Regions from separate parts of the Homo sapiens genome. Here region 2 is linked to region 1. A link is a contact called in ENCODE Hi-C or POLR2A ChIA-PET data. All regions are on one chromosome and are shown on one strand. The core of a region is the stretch at or near the end of the contact, and the rest is flanking DNA. Distances in the headings are between cores, read along the strand shown. Region 1 has its middle 320 kb from the start of CYP26B1. Region 2 has its middle 270 kb from the start of CYP26B1.

Region 1 (5,026 bases), core at 1,148-3,647:
ATAAAATGAAGATTCACAGAGATGGAGAGAATTGTCCAATGCCACACAGCAAATCAGCAGCAGAGATGGGATCAAAGCCCAGGTGTTAAGCCTTGCAATCAGATTCTTTTTCTCCATACCATACTCTCTGACTTCATAATGATAATGGTGGTAATAATGGTGATAGTACTGGTGGCTGATGATAATGGTAGTGGTCATGATGGTGATGGTGGTGGTGATGATGATGATGATGATGGAAATAGTGATGATAATATTGGTGGTGATGGTGGTGGAAATGGCAATGGTAATGGCGATGATGGTGGTAATGGTGGTGGTGATGATGGTGATGATCCTGCTGGTGGTGGTAGTGTTGATGGCAATAATAGTGGTCATGGTAGTGGTGATGATGTGGTTAGGTGATAGTGGTGATTATGGGAGGAATGGCGATGATACGGTGATGATGATGGTAATGATGATGGTTAAGGTGGTTATAGTATGATGATGGTGGAGATGGCGGTAATGATGGTGACACAGCCTTGATGTGATAATGAAGATAAATTGCCTTCTCTCAGGGAATTCTCTTTAGGAATACATATTTTTGGATTTAATTCTTCAACCTTGGAATGATTTGGAGTTTGCGTCCTCATTCAAATCTTCATTCAGCAGCAGAAACCAAGTGTTGTGTGGCTGCCATGAGAATGCCCTGTTGGAACTCCTGCTGTGATGAGCAGATGGACAGGTGGCTCCTGCTGCTGTCCTTATAGATCTGCCATATCACTTGTGCCAAGGCCCTGCTTCCCAAGGGCTACTCTGGCCAGTGACCAACCACAGCGAGGTGACTGGCTCAGGCACTCCCCGTCCGACTCCACATCATGGATGAAATTTTCTTAGAACTGCACTGCAGTCTCAGACTCTTCCTCCCCAGCCCTTCTTTCTTCCTTCTCTCCTCCATAGGAGTCCAACATGCAGTGCCATCTGAAGGCTGTGCTCCCCTTCTCTAGCTCCTTCTCTTTTATTCCTCACAGCCATTTCCCCCAACAAATCTCTTCCATGTCTGCTCATGTCTTGTTCTATGTTTTTCAGCAGAATCATATTAATAAGCCTGGGTCACCAAACTGAGTAATACCACTCTGGCAAAAATAAAAATAATGGCTAAAATATTTTAGCAATGAGAAGAATTTTCTTCTGTGACTTAGAAGCTGTATCTGAGGACAGTTCCAGGCAGGAATGTTTGTAAACTTTGAGAAGGAAATTTGAGTTTGCCTTTGGCTAATTAAATCCTTGCTAGGGATCTGACATACAGTGGAGAGAAGGGAGGAAGGTGGGGGATCCACAGGACAGAGATCCCCTAAGGGGAATAAGCTAGATATGTTTCAGGGATGGTGAGCGACTCAGAATGACAGGAGTGGAAGAGAGGAGGAGGGGAAGAGAAGCTAAAGCTGGGCAGAAGCGGGGAACCAGGTAAAGACCTTGCAGCCAGAGCAAAGACTTGAGATTTGATGAGACAAGAAAAGAGGTAACAGAAGACTTGTGAAGGGGTGGCAGTGGCATTGCAGAGGGGCAGGGTAAGAAGGGGTTTCAGGGAAGGTACCACTTGGGGGCTGTGGGGGTCATCCTGCCAAGCAACAAGGAGAGCTGGGATTGAAATGGTAGATGTGGCAGAAATGGAAAAGTGGTGCTGAGAAAGGATGGACCCATTTTGCTGCCTAACTGGATGTGGGAGGTAAAGAAGAGGAGCCATGTCCCAGGGGCTCAGCCTGGGAGGAGACTGGAGGCATCCCTGACATAAACAAGATGGCCGAAAGGAGTTACATTCTGGAGGGAAGACTGTGAATTGTTTTGGGTCATGATTCTCCAGTAGTCATGTCCACTGAGGACTTGAAAACATGAACCTAGAGCACAGAAAAGAAGCTTTAGACTGGGTTGTAGCGAGGGAGCAAATGAACTCTCCTCTAGGAGCCGTTGTGTGCACTATAGATTCCTAAATGGAGAAAGCAGAGTCTTAGAAAATAACCTGCCCCTGCTTTGCTGGCAGAGAGGTAGGAAATGGCGATGGAGAGGCAGGGAGCTGGAAGGTAACAAGACAGACAGGAAGGGCAGAATTCCCGGGAAACAAGGTTGAGGCAGACATTTGCAATCCTGAGGGCTGGATCCCACAACCCGCGTCCTTCCACAGCCTTCCAGCCTGAGGGGTGCCCATATTGGCCCTGAAGGAAATGGGGACAGGCATCTGGGGCTTCCCATGGACCTCAAAGAAACTCTCCTCTAGGGTCATGCCAGAACAGAAGGGTGACATTCTGGCAGAGCTCGGGACTGTGGAGCCTCCCATGGGGCAGCCTCCTACAGCCTGCTCCCGTGGTGCAGTGGACACGTCGCTCTCCTGGGGTCAGCGCTGGGGCGGCAGCAGCCTCTGTGTGAGGTAGTGGTGCTGGCATCTGCTTCCCTGGAACAGGCACTAGGAAAACAGATGACCTCAGGCTGAAAGCTCTTAGAATCATTGCTCAGAAGAGGGCAGAAAAGACAGGCTAAAAATACACGCAGACCCAGATTCCCTACCTCTCCAGAAAAATTCCAAGAGAGTGTCCTACAAATGCATCTGATGCAGGCCCCTGAAATCTGCTGTTTCCTCACCAGCCTATCCATCACTCTCTCCTCGGGGCTTACACACCTGCCTTCTACCCAGGCCTGGCTCCTCTCCATCTCCAGAGCAGGCTGGGCTCCTTCCTACCTCCCAAACTTTGTCTGCATTCTCCCCTCCCCGAAGCACTCTCTCTTCTCCTCGTGGTTTATCCTCAGCTTGTTCAGGACTCATATTCATCTCACAGATCACCTCTGACCTCTTCTGGGGAGGCTCCCAGGCTTCTAAGCTCCTTTTGACTAAGAACCTGAATCACACAATGTGCCACTGGATGGTCTATCTTTCCCTCAATTTCTGAAGGTTAGATTGATCTTCTTATAAAAGAATCTTCTTAATGGCAGTCGGGGGAGGAGCGTGAGGAATCTCTGCCTGGGCTTTGCCCTGTGCCTCCTCCCTTTGGTTGAACCTCTGGGGGCCCTGGTGAGATCTCACATCAGAAGCTGGATTTCGATTGCTGCCGTTGTAACTGACTGGGATTTTTATTCTTTAGTGGCAGGAATGAGGACACGTGGAGTCAAGGGTGTGTCTCATGGCTGACCATTCCTATACAACTGTACCTTTGCTCTTCCCCCAGGGCCCTCTCCTTCTCACTGCCTCAGTCCAGCTGTCTCACTCTGAATGTGGGAGCCTCTGAACTACAAAAGCCCTGGGCGTAAGCAAACAATCTGACCCCTAGCAGGTCTCTAAAAGTTGCAGGTCGATAGAAGGAAGGAAGGGAGAGATGGAGGGAGGGTGAGAGAAGAAAATTAGTTTTTAAATCTAAAACTTCGGGCAGAAAAATGGAAATGAGGAATAAATATGTAGACTTTCTATAGCACAATTTAGTGTGTAATTATAACATACAAACAGTACAGTGGCTCACAAAGACATCAGTCTATCTCAGTTTTAACAAAGTAACTACAGATTATGGTCAGAATAGTAAACATTAAATCTTTCAATATTCTGGAGAAGAGCCAGGATGCTTACCTCTACAGCTCAGCTTGACTCACAAAGGGAGGGAAGTCCTCCTAGCTTCTCTCCAACCTTGGGCATGGCAGGGGGAATGATCATGAACCTCCTCCTCATCTTCCTCCTATCTGGTCCTTGAGAAACGCGTTGCTCTAGTCAGAGCAGAATGCTCCCTTGACCAGGCTTTCTGAGAGTGGGCTCACTCAGATACCACCTTCCTTTCCCTCTCACTTCCTGGGACTCAGCCTTCCCAGGCAGGCACGACCACCTTCCTGCCCACTCTCGCTTACTGTGCTGTGTCACACCTCCCAGACACAAAAGCAGCCATGTCTTTCTCTGTTTGCCTGTGGGTAGGTGGATGGGACATTTCCAGCCTATAGCTAGGTGGAGACGTGGATGTTAGGGACTTGGGGACAGGAAACATCCCTTGGGCTTCCAGGAAAGGGTCTCTGGGGCCAGCCCAGCTTATCAGAGAAGTCCTGCTTCAGGGAGATACTGGGCACTCATCAGAGATTGAGCTACTACTGTGTTTCCCTTTTGGATTTTATCCTTATGCTGTGATTCCCTTGGCAGGAAACCTGGAAGGAAGGGAGGTGAGCAGCCAGATTCAGGCCCCAAACCTCCCTGGAGTCCCAACAAGAAGCCAGGGCAGCAGTAATTCAGTGAAGATGCTGAATATGCCGTTCTCAAGGTCACACTCCCCCCATATCCTGTACATTCTGTGAAATTCTGCCCACAAGGCAGTGGATTAAGGTGGAAAGGAAAGGCTAAGAGATAGGAGACCTACAATTCCATCTCTGCTCCTAAAGAAATCCTTCCTCCTCTGCGGCCTCAGTTTCCTCAATGTAGAATGAGACTCCTCACTTGAAGCAACTTTATGGCCAGAATTTAGTTTGATACTTACAACCTTGTGTGCAGGAGAGAAGCCGACATGATCCCAGGCGTTGGGATTTAAGGGTGGAGTGGTGGAGTTAGGAGAGGAAACTCACATGTGTGAACCAACTGGCGAAAAATGCAAGAGAGAGTTTGATTGAATGCCTGAGTTAGTGGATCAGACCAGCAGTGCCTGGCTTGTGGGCTGGAGCTCTTGCAAGAGATCTGTACATCCATATGCCCTACAAGCATCGACCGAAGGCTGAATAAATAATACAACTTGCACGTATATGTGGGACTATTTTTCAAATCATCAATGCTGCTGTCACAAATAAAATGCAGATTCATTTGAAAGTGGTCCTGAATGCAGACTCCCTTTGGGTTGCTATGCATTTTCTCAAGCAGCAGACCTTATAAAGACAATTGTTGTTTACAGGGACATAAAACAATATCTGGCCTTTTATTTAAAATACTCGAGGGAAAAAAGGCAGGGGTGGATGAAACTGGAAGGAGAGAATGTTAATAATTATTGAAGCTGGATGATGAGTATTTGGGGGATTATTATACTCTTGTCTCAACTTTTGTATG
Region 2 (4,921 bases), core at 1,211-3,710, 50 kb before region 1:
GAAGCACAGCCCCAGCTGGGGACTAGGAATGGGGACGACTGGTCAGCTGGCTCTGCTCTGGACAAGGACAGCAGGGCTGGATGTGCAGCGAGGCAGGCAGGCTGGGCAGGAGATAGGGTGGCTCGCTGCCATGGCACGGGCATCCTGCGTGGCCTTGGAAAGCTGGCTGCTGCGCCTGGCCTCCCTCCCCAGCTGTTCCTTCTGTTTCAGATAAATAGTTTCCGCCTGAGCAGCCTCCTCCCTGCCACCCCCAGCCAGCTTCCTGTTGCAACACCTCAGCTGGACAGTAAACACAGGCCCTATCTGTCTCTACCACATCCCTGGCTCCCTGCCAGCCACAGGCTCACCCTCTTCCAGCCCAGCCCCAGCCAGATGTGCCCGAGGCTTCCACAGCTGTTCCCTTGACCCCTGAGTCAAAGCTCTCTCTGTCAAGGGATTGCCCTGTCCCTTCCTACCCTTTCCATATTAGCTCTGCCCTCTCCTCCCTATCAGGGCAGGAATTGAGACGGCGCTGGGGTTGCCATTTAATTGTAGTTTTCTCCTCCACTCTCCACTCCTTAGCGGCCTCTGCAGTCTCCAGCCTTTGGCAACACTATAAACAATGTCCATTGTGTCTTCACTGTGCCACCAGCACCCTGCATCCCAGATCCATTGGACTTGTCTCCCCTGCCAGGCACCCAGGACGTCTGAGTGCTCCTGGACTCTCCTGACTGGGAGGAGGAAGTCTAACAGGCCCACCCGCGTGAGGTGCTCCAGACTCAGCACCACACCCCTCCCAGGACCCATCTTCCTTTTAGGCTCACATATGGTCTTACCTTCCCAAGAGGGGTCACCTCCATCCTTTCTGCCCTCACCCTGGCCCCATCCAAGCTCCCTGGAGGGTGAGGTCCCCACACTCATTCCCACCGGGAGAAGAAGGCTTCTGTTGTCTCTGGGGCTCTAGGACCTTCTGGGAGACAGGTCCTAGTGTTGGGCATGAAGAAAGCAGGGCCTCTTTCTGGCCTGTGCAAGAGTTTGGTGCTGTAGGTCCAACCTTTCTAGGCCCCCACCTTCTCACCTTAGCATCCGGCCATGGCTTCAGCATCCCTGGGAGACAGTAAGGATGTACCTATCTGTCTGTTCATATGGCCCTAACAGGACACCAATGGATACTCACAGTTGCATCTCTCTTGTTCTTTCTCTTGCTCAATTTCCCCCCATTCTCTCTCTCTGTCTCTCTCTCTCTCTCACACACACAGACACACACACACATGCATGCACACCAGCACACTAGAAGAAAAGGAGGGGGTGCAACATTTTCAATAATCTTTTAAGATAATTTGACACAATGGTCATTCAGACCATGATGAAAAGATTATCTGGGGAAATGATGTGAAAAGAAAGATTCTTCTGCTCAGAATGCAGTGGAAACCTGAGGCTCAGCCTGAGCTGGGGAGAAGGCTTCCTCCCAGCCATCAGGGCTCAGGTTCCAGTCTCCCAGACCCGAGCCTCAGCCCCCTGCACTGAGCTTCAGAACTTGGCCTGGCTCCTGCTCCTGCACCAAGCCTTTCCAGAGCTCACCTCTGTTTCACCACAGTCCCTGTGTTGCATCTTAAATCCCTTTTCTGTAGTCCCAGAGATGTTTCCTCAACTCATTGTTCTCTCATTTGCCACAAGGTCCCAGTCCCTGAATTGATTGTGCAGGGTCAAGGACCTGATTAGAGAAAAGGACAGCTAGAGAAAGGGACTTAGAAATCATTCTTGCTATCCTCTTTTTTTTATAGAAGGACATAATTGAGGACCAGACATACTAGCTGGTAATGATAGCAGCTGAAATTTGCTGAACATTTAAATGACTTGCCCCAGGACACCCAGCGACTAAGTGATTCTCACCTGGGTTAGTCTGACTTCAAAGTCCAGTGCCTTAAACCACTAGCTGTACTGCCTTCCCTGTAGAAAGGAGATTTGTGAAGCAACTTGTCAAAAATCCCAGAACAAATTTTGGATGCAGCTGGCCCCAGAACCAAGGTTGCTGTCACTAGCTGTGCACTGTAAAAGGCGAGGACCTTGGTGAGCAACTGTGATGAGGGCAGGGCCAGACCTGGCCTGAAAACCTTCTGCTGCCTCAGGTCCTGGTTCCTTCCTTCTCAGACCCAGTTTGGCTCTGGTCTGGGAGAATGTCTGGAAGGGACCTGGGAGCCCATCTTGCTAACACTTCACTGTGAGTTGCTCAAGGTCACGGGAGAGCTGGGGCACAGCCTAACTCCCAGACCAGCCCTCTCTACCCTGGCTCCATTCTCTGACCCCTTCTGTGATGGGCCAGGGCTTTCCAGGGCCACGTCAGCTCCAAGACTATTTTGGTGGTCAAGATTTGGTGGCAAGTCCCAACAAGTCCTCTCTGAGGGGTTAAGATTAGCACAGGGACCTCAGCTATGACTCACAGAGGTGGCTGGGGTCAGGCCAGCCTGGCTCCTGTTACTGCTGTCCTCTGATTCACCAGTGGAAAAATGTTTGGCCCAAGACCTTTCCCCAGCTGCCAGCTTCCTCCCTCTTCCAATCAACTGGGTGCTGAAGAGTGGGGATGGGGCTTCCCCATTCCTCAGCCTCAGAACCTGGGCTACCAGCAGTAGCTGGGCAGCTGGTTTGGGTTCAGGGATTCCCTTCTTTGGGGCCACTCTGATGTTCCCAAAACCTTCTCTCATTTTATCCATATTCCTGGTCTCCCCAATATCTAGCCAAAGGGCTGCAGTCTACCTTCTCTGCTTCAGCGAGAAAACCCCAGGTCAGGAGGGGCCTGGTGCAGTCAGGTTCTGTCTCCACCCTGCTGAGACCTCTCAGAGTTCGCTGCACCTATTCAGGTGTGATGGCCTCCCTGTAAGTGTAAGGCATGCACCATGTATGTGTCTCATGTCACTCTCACAATCTTAAAGTCAGGGAGGTGTCAGTGAATTAGCTGTGTGTGTGGGTACACGTGTGTGCACGTGTGTATGCACACATGTATGTAGAGGGAGCATGAGGAAGGAAACTAAAGGGCAGGCCTGGATAACCCATAGGGCTCCTAGCACCCTGAGTTCAGAAATCCCAGGTCAGTGCTGGCAGAACTCAGTTTTCACCATCTATAAGAGAAGAGTTTGGACTTGATGGCCTGGAAGTGTCTCAGCCCTGCAGGCCAGATTTTCCAGAGCCATCTGCTTCTCAAATGCTTTGCCTCCTGAACCACCCTTGGTCTTGTCACACACAGACGTGGCTTGGGGCTACAGATAGACAGTCATCATATTCCTAAGCTCCTTTCCAGGTCTGCATCCTGGAAGCACCTTTGAAGGGGCAGCCACGGCCGTCCGCCAGGCATCCCTGACCTCTCCAGAAGGCAGAAGGGAAGAAGCTGGAGGAAGGGGAGGGGCTGACTTCCGGTAAAACCTCGTGATTTCTGCCAACAATCAATCAGCAGCCGCCTTTCTGGCCCCACCCACTGCCACCCCTGCCAGCTTTGGATTCAAGTTGGCTTTCACCAAAGGCCTCAGAAGCCCTGGAATGGCGAGTGCAGTGGTCATTGTGACATTTCTTTTTCCTTCTCTGTTTTTCAAGAACATGGCAGAGACGTGGCTGCTGTGGAGCTGTGACTCGTGAATGGAACAGTCCTGGTTGGAAGGATCTGGGGCCTGGAATGTGCTGCTGTGGGCATCAGTGGAGCTGCCATGTGAAAAGGATGCCGCGTCCCCCTCCCCAGCATGGGGCAGTGAGCAGGGGCAGTGAGCAGGGCCAGCAGGGAGCAGCCTTCCCGGCATGCTGTGCCTCCAGGGACACAAGGGATGGAGGGCACAGTGGGGTAGGTCCCGGCAGGGAGGAAGGGTACCTGCTCCTGCCTCTTGCCTGGCATGAGGCCAAGCTGGAGAAGGGTAGTGGGAGCCCAGAGCCATCTCTGCAGCTGCAGAGTCCCTGGGACCACCTGCCCAGGAGCCCAAAGGCTGGTTAAACAAAGCAGCTAGCCCTGGAGAAAAGGCTGGACGGCAGCCCTTCAGAATACTGTAACCCTTCTATGCAGACAGACGCCGCTTAAATAATCAACAGAGGATGTGAACAGATGCTCCAGCTGGGTCAGGGTCCCGATCTCACAGGGTGGGGCTGGTGGCCGTGTGAGCTGGTGCGCAATAAACAGCAGTGTCCCTCCAGGGGCAGGGAGTGGTGTGGGCGGATGATGGCTTTAGATGGATAGTGTCAGCGGTGAGGAGGGATTGTTGTATAGAAGAAAGGATGATTCGGAAACCATGATGGAGCCAGAGGGAAGGGGAGGTACTATGACATGTCAAGACAAATCCACACAAGTGGGATCTCCTCGCCCATGAATGAGTGGTCCCTGTAGCCCCTAGTCACTGAGTGCTGAGGACACTGAATCCTCAGGGTGTGTGGCAGGCTCTGCTATGGTGGGTGGCTGCACCCTACAAAAGCTTTAGCTGAGCTGGGGCTCCAGGCAGGTCATGGAAGCTATGGCCACACACAGGGTGGGCTCAAGCCAGGGCAAGAGGTTGCCTCTCTGGCTCACCCCAAGCCTGCAAGGCAGGTTTGGCTGTGCTGCCCAAGGCCACCCTGTGTGTGGGGAGCACAGCTGGTCTGCCTGGAAGAGCCCGGCATGACCCGCATCCTCCCCACTTTGTTCCTGTTGCCCCTAGGGACCAGTGGGGCCAGTTCAGGTTGTTCCAGCTGACATCTATCAGCAAACAACACACCCACCCTCACTGGCCAGGCCTTGTTTACACCACCGCCTTGGCTCCAGACCTGAGCATCACAGGACACAGGGTGGAAATTCAAGGGGGATCTCATAACACTGCCTGAGAGGAAGCCCATCCATCAGGCGCCTCCCAGAGTCACACAGTCTCTCTTCCATTGAGGGGAACAGCAGGTGGGGTCTGTGGGTACCTCTACAATCTTCTGCATCCTTGTCCCT

Evidence for each region. A loop is a pair of places that touch in the nucleus more often than their neighbours do. ChIA-PET counts read pairs that join two places held with the same protein, here RNA polymerase II (POLR2A). Pooled maps may share reads with other maps.
Region 2: a map of ascending aorta shows a loop between it and region 1 (5-fold over the local background). The contact joins two enhancer-like sites. A Hi-C loop is called at or near these places in 5 of 168 maps with a recorded cell type or tissue (aorta, ascending aorta, cardiac septum and 2 more) and 4 of 50 pooled maps. POLR2A ChIA-PET finds 5 or more read pairs at or near these places in 2 of 52 experiments (AG04450 and OCI-LY7).

What each region holds. Positions count from the first base shown.
Region 1 is chr2:71,828,787-71,833,812 of GRCh38, reverse strand. No RefSeq gene overlaps it. Among named protein-coding and RNA genes, the nearest start is that of CYP26B1, 320 kb to the left of the region's middle. RefSeq lists an enhancer at 2,413-3,612. Within about 2 kb of position 2,397, at least 4 of the 41 ENCODE cell types and tissues checked have a DNase peak (open chromatin) inside an H3K27ac peak, as active enhancers do; they include ascending aorta, where a contact is called at or near this core.
Region 2 is chr2:71,878,515-71,883,435 of GRCh38, reverse strand. No RefSeq gene overlaps it. Among named protein-coding and RNA genes, the nearest start is that of CYP26B1, 270 kb to the left of the region's middle. RefSeq lists an enhancer at 1,779-2,978. Within about 2 kb of position 2,460, at least 8 of the 41 ENCODE cell types and tissues checked have a DNase peak (open chromatin) inside an H3K27ac peak, as active enhancers do; they include ascending aorta, where a contact is called at or near this core.